2 separate regions of the Homo sapiens genome follow, and region 2 is linked to region 1. The links are chromatin contacts, found by Hi-C or POLR2A ChIA-PET in ENCODE. All regions are on one chromosome and are shown on one strand. Each heading gives the region's core, a stretch centred on a gene start or an enhancer-like site at or near the end of the contact. The rest is flanking DNA. Distances are from core to core; before and after follow the strand shown. Region 1 holds the start of VPS37C (VPS37C subunit of ESCRT-I). Region 2 overlaps SDHAF2 (succinate dehydrogenase complex assembly factor 2).

Region 1 (5,390 bases), core at 2,404-4,903:
ATGCAATGTATATACTTCAACGTAGTGTCATATTTTTTGTTCCTGATCAGGGTCATTTGAAGGATTGAGTTATCTTGGGCTAGAGATACTTTGTTTTCTCTCCAATCTCAACCAAAAATGTGACATCCTTGAGGCTGGAGAGGGTATCTGTTCATCTGTGTATCCGCAGGTCTTAGCAGTGTGGGTATTCAGTGAATGCATGTGGAATGAACAAAGGAATGAAGTGAATGTGAGAAACAGAGTAAGGTACCCCCTTCTGTAACTGGGGTTGTTTGTGTTTATAACTTCTTAAAAATTTTGCATTAATCAGGGCCACTCCACTTATGAATGAAATTGGGTGTAATTGAGGTATAGAACGTGGGAACATAGGTGTATGTGTGATAAGAGACCAGGACTGGAGGAGGGGCTAGAGCCAAGGGAAGTTGCAAAAGGCCCAAAGTCGAAAATAGCAGGAACCAAATAGAAAGAGCACCCTTTTTCCCAATGCCACTTCCCTCCCATGACTTGAATTTCCTGCAATTTTCTCTTCCTCCCTCCTTCGTCCTAATTCTCTATCTTTGGTTATTCAGGAGGGCCAGCACCCTGTGGCCCCAGAAGATAATGTGGCAACGACTTAGGACACGGAGAGAGAGCGTAGGCAGCAGTGTGTCATTTCCCCTCAACACCCTTGGTAGAATCATCGTGTCTGTCACATTCACAAGTTCTTCTTCTTCTTTTTTTTTTTTTTTTTTAGCGTTAGCAGTTTCCAGCATCTGCATAAAATGATGTATAAAATAGAGTCTCTGCCTGTCCTTAGAGAAGTTACTATCTAGGGGGAGTGAAAGGTCAACTACAGAAAAGTGTAGAGAATGCTAAGAAAGGGCTGAAGGGTGGGGTGTTTGAATAACATACAAGGGGGGAAGTTACCCAGTCTTAGGATATAGGGGCTTTCCAGAAGTAGAGTCTAAGACTTAAAGGGCACAAGTGACAGAAAATCCAAAACAACAGTGACACGAGGTGGTTTATTTCCCTCTCACACAGAGCCCAGAGGCAGCCGTCCAGTGGTGTCATGGTCCTTTACGGAATCAGGGCTCAGGTTCCTTCTATTTTGTTGTGCCACTAGTGTGGCCTCTATTCCTATGGTCGCCTCATGGTTCAAGATGACTACACTTGCTCCAGCCATCATGTCCATGTCCCACCTTCCAACATGGTACTAATCAGTGAAGAGATTGCTGGATATAAACTCAAGCTAATCCATCAATAGTGTTTCCTAATTATTTTCCTTCAGAAATGAAACACATGCAGAGTTAAAAATCACATAGCAGCTGGGCGTGGTGGCTCACGCCTGTAATCTCAGCACTTTGGGAGGCCGAGGTGGGTGGATCACCTGAGGTCAGGAGTTCGAGATCAGCCTGGCAACATGGTGAAACCCTGTCTCTACTAAAAATACAAAGACTAGCCGGGTGTGGTGGTAGGCGCCTGTAATCCCAGCTACTTGGGACGCTCAGGCAGGACAATCACCTGAACCCAGGAGGCGGAGGTTGCAGTGAGCAGAGATCACACCATTGCACTCCAGCCTGGGCAACAAGAGAGAAACTCCGTCTCAAAAAAAAAAAAAAATCACATAGCACAAAAAGGCTTATGACAAAAAATTAAGGTCATCTGCCCTGGCCCTCCCTAACCCTCAGAAACAATTTCAACCTAGCTTTCAAACAGGTGCTGTCAATGGGAGTCACTCTGACATTCTGTACCAAGTGAAATGTTTGCAAAACCAACATGCCCCCGCTCAAAGGAGTCACCAGTGTCTCAGAAGGGTCAGCAGCTGACCTTCTTCATGGACCCCTTCTGTTATAAGAAGGAGTTTTGACAAATTCAGTTTGACAGAGTTTAATTGAGCAAATAATGATTTGTGAATCAGTCAGCCCCCAGAACCAGAATAGGTTCAGAGTGACTCTGAGGCTGCCAGGTGGTTGGATAACATTTAGGGATAGAAAACGGAAAGCAGGTTGGGCGTGGTGGCTCATGCCTGTAATTCCAACACTTTGGGAAGCCGAGGCTGGAGGATTGCTTGAGTCCAGGAGTTCCAGACCAGCCTGGGCAACATAGCGAATCTCCATTTCTATTAAAAAATAATCATTAAAATTTAAAAATAAGAAAAGAAAAAGGAAATAGATGTCCAGAAAACAGAAGCGAGGTACAGAAACAGTTGGACCAGTTATGTAAGCGCAGAACCAGCCCCATCTGGTTCAACTTTGTGTAATAAAGTGGTGAGTTGTTTTTTCAGTTGCCATGATCCCAGGTTGCAAGTTATGTAACCTGAGCGTGCCCAGAAGAACCAAGCATGCAACCACAGGCGCAACCTAAATGCTCAGACCAAAGAACCGGAACAGAATTAAGAAGTAGATACATGGTATAAGCCATGATCTAATCAGATTGAGCCATGGCATCATCCCATGGCAAGATCCAGTCAGATCATTGCTTATTGCAAGATTCAATCAGATCACTGCTCATTACCCTCTGCCTATAACACCTGTCACAGCCCCTGGCTTGGGGAGACAGATTTGAGCATGTCTCCTTCCCAGTTGACTTGCAACAAATCTTTCCCTCTACAAAAACCTGATACTTCGGTGTTTGGCTTTCTGAGGGCAAAGGGATCCAGTTTGGTTCCCTACCAATGACAGATTGACATTTGCCTTATTGGAACAAGGTTTGAACAGGTGGCTGCCTGTGATTGGCTGAAACTCTGTGATTGGTATGAGTAGGATCCAGTTCACTATGTACGGAGAAACCTTTAGGACAAACTTAAGATACGCCAGGAGACAACTTTAGGCTAAACTGGACACTTCTCCCCTTTTGGTCAACCTCTTGATTTTGAGAGGTTGGAAACTTTAGACATTGACATCAGTTACCATTGTAAATAGACTTATTTGGTCTCAAATTCCCCTGGGAAATAGCAGAGCAGTGGGTTTCATAGGTGGGAAAGGGAACAGAATAGAAAAAAAAAAAAAAACACCTGATTAGTTAACATCAGGTCACTTCAGATTCCTTTTTTTAAGGGTTAGAGCAGAGGGGGCTTCCTTATTATGCTGGACTCTCCTGTTTCCAGGGGGGAAGGGAGGAGATGGGGAATACTGGTAATTCTGTAGAATGAATGGGTGGGGGAAAGAGATTAACTAGTAAATGGAAATGAGTGTGTGGTGGCCTTGGGGCTCCTCAGTCTGAGCTCAGCCCATCTGGGGCTCCTCCTAGGTTCTGGGCTTCCATCTGCTTCCCCCTCCTTTTGGGTCCCTCTGAGAAGCCTCCCAAGATCGAGCTGTGTACAGAGCGAGTCCTCGCTGGCCACTCGGAAGGCGGCGGACGTCCGCGCCGGCGCACTAGCCCAGAGCGGCCTGGTCTCCGCCCAGTGGGCGGGGCCTCTTACCGGGGGCGGGGCCGAGGCGTGCGGCGAGCGCTGGAGGGGTCTCGTGGGCGCTCCCGTGGTTGTGGCCCGGGCGGCCGCGAGCGTGTGTGTGTGGCACGATGTCGTGGTAACTCAGAGGCGCGCGAGGCGGGGCGGCCAACGGGGTCGCGGGGCGAGCACGCGCGCCACTGGGGCGCCGGACGTTGCAAGGGGGTCACATCCGGTAGGGGGCGGGCCTGGCGGACCCCGGAAGTGTGGGCGCGGCTGCGGTTTAACCCGCGGTGGCGGCGGCGACGGCGGCCCTGGCAGGTGAGCGGAGACTGGGGAGGGTCCCGGCTCTGCCGCAGGCGGGCGGGGCAGAGGACGACGGTGGGGGCGGCGCCGGCCGTGGCTCCCGGAGCGCCCCCGCCTGCCCGCCTCATCCTGGCAGAGGCCGGTGATTGGGCACGAGGGGCGCGTGACTCTCGCCGGGGGCCGGCGCCCCTGCCCCTCGCGGTGGGAGGGAGGGAGGGAGAGCGCGAGGCGCCGCCCCGGCTCCCCGGCGGGTCGCACCTCCAGTTCCGCCCCACCACTCACCGCCACCCTCCTTTCTGCGTCTCTGCAGGCCCTCGTCCCATATGTGAGCATCTTGCGGTCACAATTCTGATGACATTAGAGCCAATTAGCCCATTGTATAGATGGGGAAGCTGAGGCCTAAGAGTAGGGTCCGACTTGCCAGAGGGCACGCGGGAGACGAGTGGCAGAGGGGAGGTTGGAGGGACTTTGCTCTGTGACTTACTGGCTTGTGCCCTTTCTCCAGGGCATTGAGAGATGGGAGTTTCAGCTTTGGCTTTGTTCAGGACTCAGACTTGGACCTCCCAGCATCACTGAACATTTCTTACCCCGGGACCCTCTGGGCGCAAAGGGCACTGATGTATACATACCCATTATATGCCTGGTTCCTCTTCATTTCCTCCTCAGCCGATGAGGCGATTTCCCACTTTACGGATGGGAGAAGGAGTTAACTGGAGGTGTTTTGTGAGTTACTGGCAGAGTGGACTCTACAACCTGGGGTTTTAGTCGCTGAGCTGAGGCAGTGCTTTCCCAGCTACACCTTGTCTGGGCTCACTTACCCTGGGAATGTCAGTCTTCAGCTCCAGAAACTTCCCACTCATTTCCCTTCGCTCCAGCGGTACCTCAGTTCTCTTGCTGCCTAAGGCCTTTTCCACCCTCTTTATTGGCTCCAGGAGTCCCATTTCCTACTAATGCACCAAGATGCTGCCACCAGACTCTCAGTTCTGTGACTTTTGGCCTTAGAGCTGGAGGTGGTGGTGACCGAGGAACTGGGGAAAGAAAGACTCTTACTTTGTTGTCCAAAGCTGCAACCCTGCAGACACCTGAACTCTGTAGTTCCGGGTGGGATCGGGGACTGTTGCAATGAAAATACTGGACGCTAAACTGAGTCTTTGTTCTTTGCGGTCATAGTGCCCAGAAAAGCCTTTTACCTAGATTATCTTGGAAATGTGGTTCCGTGCCTTTGTAATTTCCATTAAGTAGAACATTTTCATTGTAGACTTTCTGAGCAGTTTCTGGCCGCTGTTTTGCAGGTAGCAATAGCTGTGATTTGTTGCTTGGCTTCATATGCTGGGCACTGTTCTAGGGCTTTCTGAACATACCGAATTTTGCGAACATGTCCAAATAGGTGATGATCCCGTTTTACAGATGAAGTGAGTTGCGGAGATGTTAGATAACCTGGCTAGTGTCACACAGCCAGTAAGTGGCCAAGTTTGGATTTTTTTTTTTTTTTTTTTTTTTTTTTGAGACGGAGTCTTGATCTGTCGCCCAGGCTGGAGTGAAGTGGTGTGATCTCAGCTCACTGCAACCTCCGCCCCCTGGTTCAAGCGATTCTCCTGCCTCAGCCTCCCAAGTAGCTGGGATTATAGGTGCCCACCACCACGCCCGGCTAATTTTTGTATTTTTTATTTATTTATTTATTTATTTTTTTTTGAGACGGAGTCTCGCTCTGTCGCCC
Region 2 (6,099 bases), core at 2,753-5,252, 280 kb before region 1:
CCGAACTATTAGATGTTACTACCAAGTATTACTGAGGGTACAGGGGCTGTACTAAGCTCTCCAGGGGCAGGACTTTATTCAGTCCTTATACCCACACTGTGAGGTCGGGTTCCTTTTCTTTCCTTTCCACAGATGAGAAACAGAAGCTTGGAGAGGTTAAATAATGTGTTTCAGGTCACCCAGCTAATCAATGGGAGCTCCAGGATTCTAGGTTAGGCCTGATTCCTAAACAGCTCCCCTTAACTACTCTGTTCTATTTCCCCTAAACACGTGTTCCAGGGCATCACCAGAGGAGAATATTTTATTAAATATTAGCCAAATCACCTGAATCCACTGAGAAACAGAATGTACATCTTAACGTTCTCACTTGCTGAAAGTTCCATGCTGTGATGTGTTGTTACAGAAAATGATATATCCACCCTCCCCCACTTTTTTCCTTTTATACTCTAATCTCATGACAGATTATACAATCCCCTTCTTAAAGAAACATTCTCCTTTTTGAAAGGAATATTTGGCACTTTGGGAGGCTGAGGCAGGCGGATCACATGAGGCCTGTAGTTCGAGACCAGTCTGTCCAACATGGTGAAACTCCGTCTCTACTAAAAACACAAAAATTGGCCAGGCATGGTAGCGTGCACCTGTAATCCCAGCTACTAGGGTGGCTGAGGCATGGAATCGCTTGAACCCAGGCAGAGCTTGCAGTGAGGGGAGATCCTGCCACTGCACTCCAGCCTGGGTGACAGTGAGACCCTGTCTCAAAAAAAAAAAAAAAAAAAGGAGTATCTGGGGTCTGAGATCCGGGATCCAACAAAAGGCTTTTAACTCTTCTTTTGCAGCTATAGGTGATGATAAATCTACCCATCTCCTTTAAAGACTGATGTTGTCCTGGATAGCTTAAACTTTCTACCACCCCTCTAACAAACTGCTAACAACACTTGTTTCTTAAGCCACAAAAAGTACTGCTGGCCTGAAGCCACCTATCCCACCAATGCCATCTTCCCTGACAGGAAAATTCGAACACCACTCCTCATTCCCAGAGGGTTCACTGGGAAACTGAGGTGTCAGGAGTTAGTTTCACTGGGTACTGATCAGTGTCATCAACTTGATAGCTGCGGGATGGTGAGTCCACTGTCCTCAGATACTACAGAACATACTATTAAGTGGGGCTGTCAGCTCAAAAATCTCACAGACCTGCTTGCCATCTACAGCTGTTTAGCTTATCATTAAACCTTCCTCTCTTTGTCTAGCCACAAATAGCTGCAGATGGACTGAAGGATAAATGAGAGACCCCAACTATCCCATCGGAATCTTTTCCCAGTGATGTTTAAAAATATGAACCAGGTCTGTATTGGTGCCACCCTGGCTGGAGCAGAAGACATACCAGATGACCTCCAGATAACACTCAAAGCCAGTAAGAGTGCTTCTACAATGACCCCCAAAAGACACACTCTGTCTAAGGCACAGAAAGCTCCAGCACAAGGTGTTTGGCTTATGGATTTTTAAGACTTAGGATGATTAAAAGGAAACGATGGAAAGAGAACAGCCTTTCCTGACCCAATTTAAGGTGTCACGTGGAGAGCCTGTGCAGGACTCACAAGACCACTTGAGTCGGTCAGGACAGGGCCAGACGCTCATATGCCCCACACAGGCTCTGAATGAGGTCAGTAAGCAGGGATGTGTCAAAGTAAAAGGAATGAGTCTAGCTTCTGTGCATTAGCGATCCTTCGGGGGCTGCTGGCCCTTGCTATATGTTTATTAATTCCTAAAAAAATGCACTGTGGCCGGCCTAGTTTTACTTAATGCCTAATAAAGGGAAAAACTGTTTACATAGCATCCCTGGGCCTGACAACTGAGCAGGTGAACTTAGCAAGATCCTTCACTTTCAAAGATGACACAATCCAGCAGCCTGGGAGGAAAACAATTCCTCTAGAAGCATGCCATTCCCAGGTGAAAGCGGCAGCAATTGAACATTGTGTTAAATAAGACAAAATCAGGATAAGAAGGGATCAAACCCGAGGGGGAGAAAAGTTCCAACTACATCCTTGGCTACTGGGGTTTGTTGCATAACGTGCAAAGGATAAATGGGTAAGTCACCGCCCAATTCATGTGCACTTCGTACAGTCCAGATCTATGTCTATATATAAACTCCCGGCCTGCTTAACATTCTCCCCAGGGTACATAAATGCAGCCCGAGAGAATAGCCAGAGTCTTCAGCAAGCTCCCAGGGAGACGTCTCCTTCCTCGCCTGCCCTGCTTCTGCGAGTCTCACTTCCATTCCTTGCTTAGGGGAGAGTGCTAGATTTTTCCATCAAAGGTCTTGTCACCAGGGTCTGTTTTCTCTCTCGTCTTCACTGGGAGGTAAGACATTCTGTGGTTCTATTAATAGGCTCAGCTTTCTGACCTGCAGATGAGAAACCCTGGATGTAGCTATGGTGACCTCATTGATATGCCAGGCAATTTGTGTTAGGGACAGGTTTTAAGTCTCAGACTGAGGCTATGACTAAATGCTGACATTCATATCTAGAGTACATACTGTGCAAGTTACCATGTAAGAGCTTTGTGTGTTTCATCTCATCAACTAGCTGAGACAGGAAGCATTGTCATCCCCATTTTATAGATGAGGCAACTGAGGCTCAGGTCAATTCATGTATCCAGCAGGTAAGCAGCAGAGCCAGGATTTAAATGTGTAACCAGTGCACTGCGCTGCTTCCTCACAGAAGCTTCACTGGGTGATCAAGTTCAGATCTACTCACTTGGCGAAGCACCTGGCAGATTCCTACCCACCATGTAACACAGAGGTCATGTCTCAGAACTGTCACATCTATTTGCCACAGCTTTCCCAAACAGAGACTTCTATTAAATTTCCAGCAGTAAGGCAGTGTGTTCTAGTAGAAAGTTCAAGAGCTTTGGAGGCAGACTGAGCTATACTAAATTCTGCTTTTTCGACTCAATAGCTACCTGACCTTGGACAAATTACTTCCTCTCTCTGAGCCCACTTTCTTATGTATAAAATACAGGTAACACCACTAGTCTAGAGTGCTGTGAGGCTTAACTGTGATTACGTAAAGGCTAGATCTCTTCCCTTCCCTCCTGAGCCACCAGGGATACTGAAGAGCAGGCAGGAACCATGAGGTGGCTCTGTAGGAACCCTGGAGCTCAACAATGCTGGAAACATGTGCGTGTGTAGTCCCTGTGTGCGGCTCCTATAATCACCAACCACCTGCTCATCAAATCTGGCCGACCTTCTTCTAGTCAACACCTTTAGATGCACCTGGTCCAGTCTGGGTGACTGATTCTACTGCCTAGATTACAGCTCTGAGGGCAAAACCCCTCCAGGGAGGGCACCACTAGCAACACAGAAGTCACACAGCCCTAGAGCTTTTAAAAACACTTCTAACTAATTCATTCTAATATATTATTTCTTATGTATTATTATTTAGTCAACTAATTGTGAAGACTGTAGGAATGAGGGGGAAAGTTTTCTATAGTGCTACATGAAAATAAAACCTGTAATTGTGAACTTGTAAAACTCTATAAACATGACTATGGGTTATATGAAAATAGACAAAATTAAAATTAATTGTGAGGGCTGGGAAATTGTAAATTTCCTTTTTTCAGTATGCTTTAATAATTCTCTTTCAAATTACAAAGTGCACGTTTTAAAGAAAGCCCAATGATGAAGATGTTGACTCCTAAGCAGTGTGCCCACACCACTCCTGCCTGTGGCCCTCATTCTGCCTGCTGTGCCTTTGAAGGATTCAGCTCAGGAGGCTGGGATCAGCTTCCCTTCGCAGAAGGAGCCATACCAGGTTGGAAGTGGGGAGTTCCACTTCAACAAAGCCCTGGGCCACTGAGGGCGGGGAGCTGCAGGGAGGGCGGGAGGCTTTCCATACAGCACGCACAGCTGGCTGCCTCTTTTCTTTGAGTACACTTGGGCTGAGGCAATGAGCAAGCACAACTGCTTCGCCTGCAGTGCCCTCTCGTGGCAGACTTGCCTCTAGAGATAGCAGCCAGGCAAAGCCTGCATGCCAGCGCTGCTGACAAATCACTTTTGAGGCTCAGAGCTGAACAAAAAAGTATGAGAATGAGTCACATTGTGCATTTACATGTATGTCCTAGGAGAGGGTTATGTCCATCACTTGAGGCAGGACCAGTGGTCTGGGGTAGGGCAGCTGGGCATCTAAGAAGCCGGAAGCAAGGCTAACGTCCATCATAAGTAGTTACCATCCACAGACTGAACCCCCATGCCAGGCCGTGGAGCACAGCTCAACGTGGCTTTTCAAAGAGGTACTCAAGATCTGGGGCACGCAGTCTCTGCTCTTTGTTTTTGTTTTTAGCAAAGTCTCTCAGCAGGGCCATGACTTCATTTTCAAATATTTCTGGGGCTGGTTTAGCTTCTGCAAGAGAAGAGTGGGCAGAAAAAATTATGCCATAGTCAGTCAATGCTCAGGTATGAGAATCTTAAAACTCGAAACACTGGCCAAGAACCACAGATGGATATATAGACTGTCTCCATCCTTCTTCTAAATATACACGATGTTAGCCTATACCAGGGGGTGGCAAACTGTGTGAGCCTATATTTGCAAGTCGTTTTATTGGAACAGCTGCTCCCAATGGTTTACATATTACCCATGCTCCTTTTGTGTTATGACAGCAGAATTGGGTACTTGCAACAGAGACCATATGACTACAAGTAAAATACTTACTATCTGGTCCTTTATGAACAAGTTTGCTGACCCCTGGCCCGCACAATCTTGGCTGTACTATTTTGCTTTGCATTTGGCAATTCCATTGTTCCCCAGACATTGTGTTTTCCCTTGCAATGTATATATCTCTTGAAACAAAAGCTCTCTCCTTTGTCTATCAGTTAGAGGTCCTCAGTTTTAAGAGACAGAAACTAATAACTCTAGTAAACTTAAGCAAAAAGGAATTTATTGGAAGGATATTGGAGGCACACAGAACTGTCATGAGCCTAAAGAACCAGATTTCAGTGAACGGGCAACATAGGCACTGAGTCAGAAGAATGAGAAGGCCAGCCTCAGTCTACGGCAGTGGGTCTGGCAGTGTGCTGCTCCCCCTGACCTTTCTCTACACCCTTGGGACACTTATTTAAGATGCCAATTACAAGCAAAGCCTCCCACTGCCAAAGCCGAGGCAATGTGCTCCAGAATTACCCTTCCACCAACACTAGGTACGACGCCAGGAGAGAGAATTCCTCAAAACCAAGTCAGATTCTCCCTTACTCAGCACAGGGCCTGGCATCTAGTGAGGGCTCTGTTTTCATGTGACAATCAACATAAGATCAAAGAGGTTTTGGCTTCCCCCAAGAAAGTAGAAAGTTGGAAAGAATATTGCACTCACTGTAACAACAAGAAAAAGCCAGATAAATTACAAATATTATGACTTTTCTCAAAGATATCAGAGAACTGAGGTCACGAGGCAACCCAACAGACGAAACCTAAGGAAAAAGAGGCCCTTCAAAGGAGAAACGAGAGCCATGCACTTGCTCACCTGTGGCAGGCACAGGAAGAAGAGACACTGGACATCATACAAATGGGTAAAAGGAATTCAGCTAAAAAAATTTTTTTTTTTGTTTGAGACGAGTCTCACTCTGTCGCCCAGGCTGGAGTGCAGTGGTGCGATCTGGACTCACTGCAAGCTCCACCTCCTGGGCTCACGCCATTCTCCCGCCTCAGCCTCCCGAGTAGCTGGCACCACAGGCGCCCGCCACCACGCTCGGCTGATTTTTTGTAATTTTTTTTTTTTTAGTAGAGATGGGGTTTCACTGTGTTAGTCAGGCTGGTCTTGGTCTCCTGACCTTGTGATCCGCCCACCTCTGCCTCCCAAAGTGCTGGGATCACAGGCGTGAGCCACCACGCCCAGCCAAAAAAATTTGTTTTAAATTAATACAGACAGGGCCAGCCTTATGTTGCCCAGGGGAGACTGCAGTGGCTAGTCAGAGGTGCAATTCCACCACTGATCAGCACAGGAATTTCGACCTGTCCCATTTCCAGCGTGGGCTGGTTCACCCCTCCTTAGGGAATCGGGTGGTCCCCTGCTTCTGAGAGGTCAACATACTGTTGCCAACTTTACAGCAGA

The links. A loop is a pair of places that touch in the nucleus more often than their neighbours do. ChIA-PET counts read pairs that join two places held with the same protein, here RNA polymerase II (POLR2A). Pooled maps may share reads with other maps.
Region 2: a pooled map shows a loop between it and region 1 (5-fold over the local background). The contact joins the enhancer-like site here to the promoter of VPS37C in region 1. A Hi-C loop is called at or near these places in 1 of 168 maps with a recorded cell type or tissue (B cell), 10 of 37 single-sample maps with no recorded cell type and 9 of 50 pooled maps. POLR2A ChIA-PET finds 5 or more read pairs at or near these places in 2 of 52 experiments (HEK293 and WTC11).

What each region holds. Positions count from the first base shown.
Region 1 is chr11:61,159,689-61,165,078 of GRCh38, reverse strand. It overlaps VPS37C (VPS37C subunit of ESCRT-I), which reads left to right and starts at 3,653. Exons shown (of 5, transcript NM_017966.5): 1 at 3,653-3,688. RefSeq lists enhancers at 3,064-3,203, 3,214-3,263, 3,004-3,596, 3,597-4,190 and a silencer at 3,254-4,013.
Region 2 is chr11:61,444,239-61,450,337 of GRCh38, reverse strand. It overlaps SDHAF2 (succinate dehydrogenase complex assembly factor 2), which reads right to left. Exons shown (of 4, transcript NM_017841.4): 4 at 3,605-4,397. The coding sequence ends at 4,267. It also overlaps the pseudogene RN7SL23P. Among named protein-coding and RNA genes, the nearest start is that of SDHAF2, 17 kb to the right of the region's middle. RefSeq lists an enhancer at 3,249-3,996. Within about 2 kb of position 4,002, at least 16 of the 41 ENCODE cell types and tissues checked have a DNase peak (open chromatin) inside an H3K27ac peak, as active enhancers do.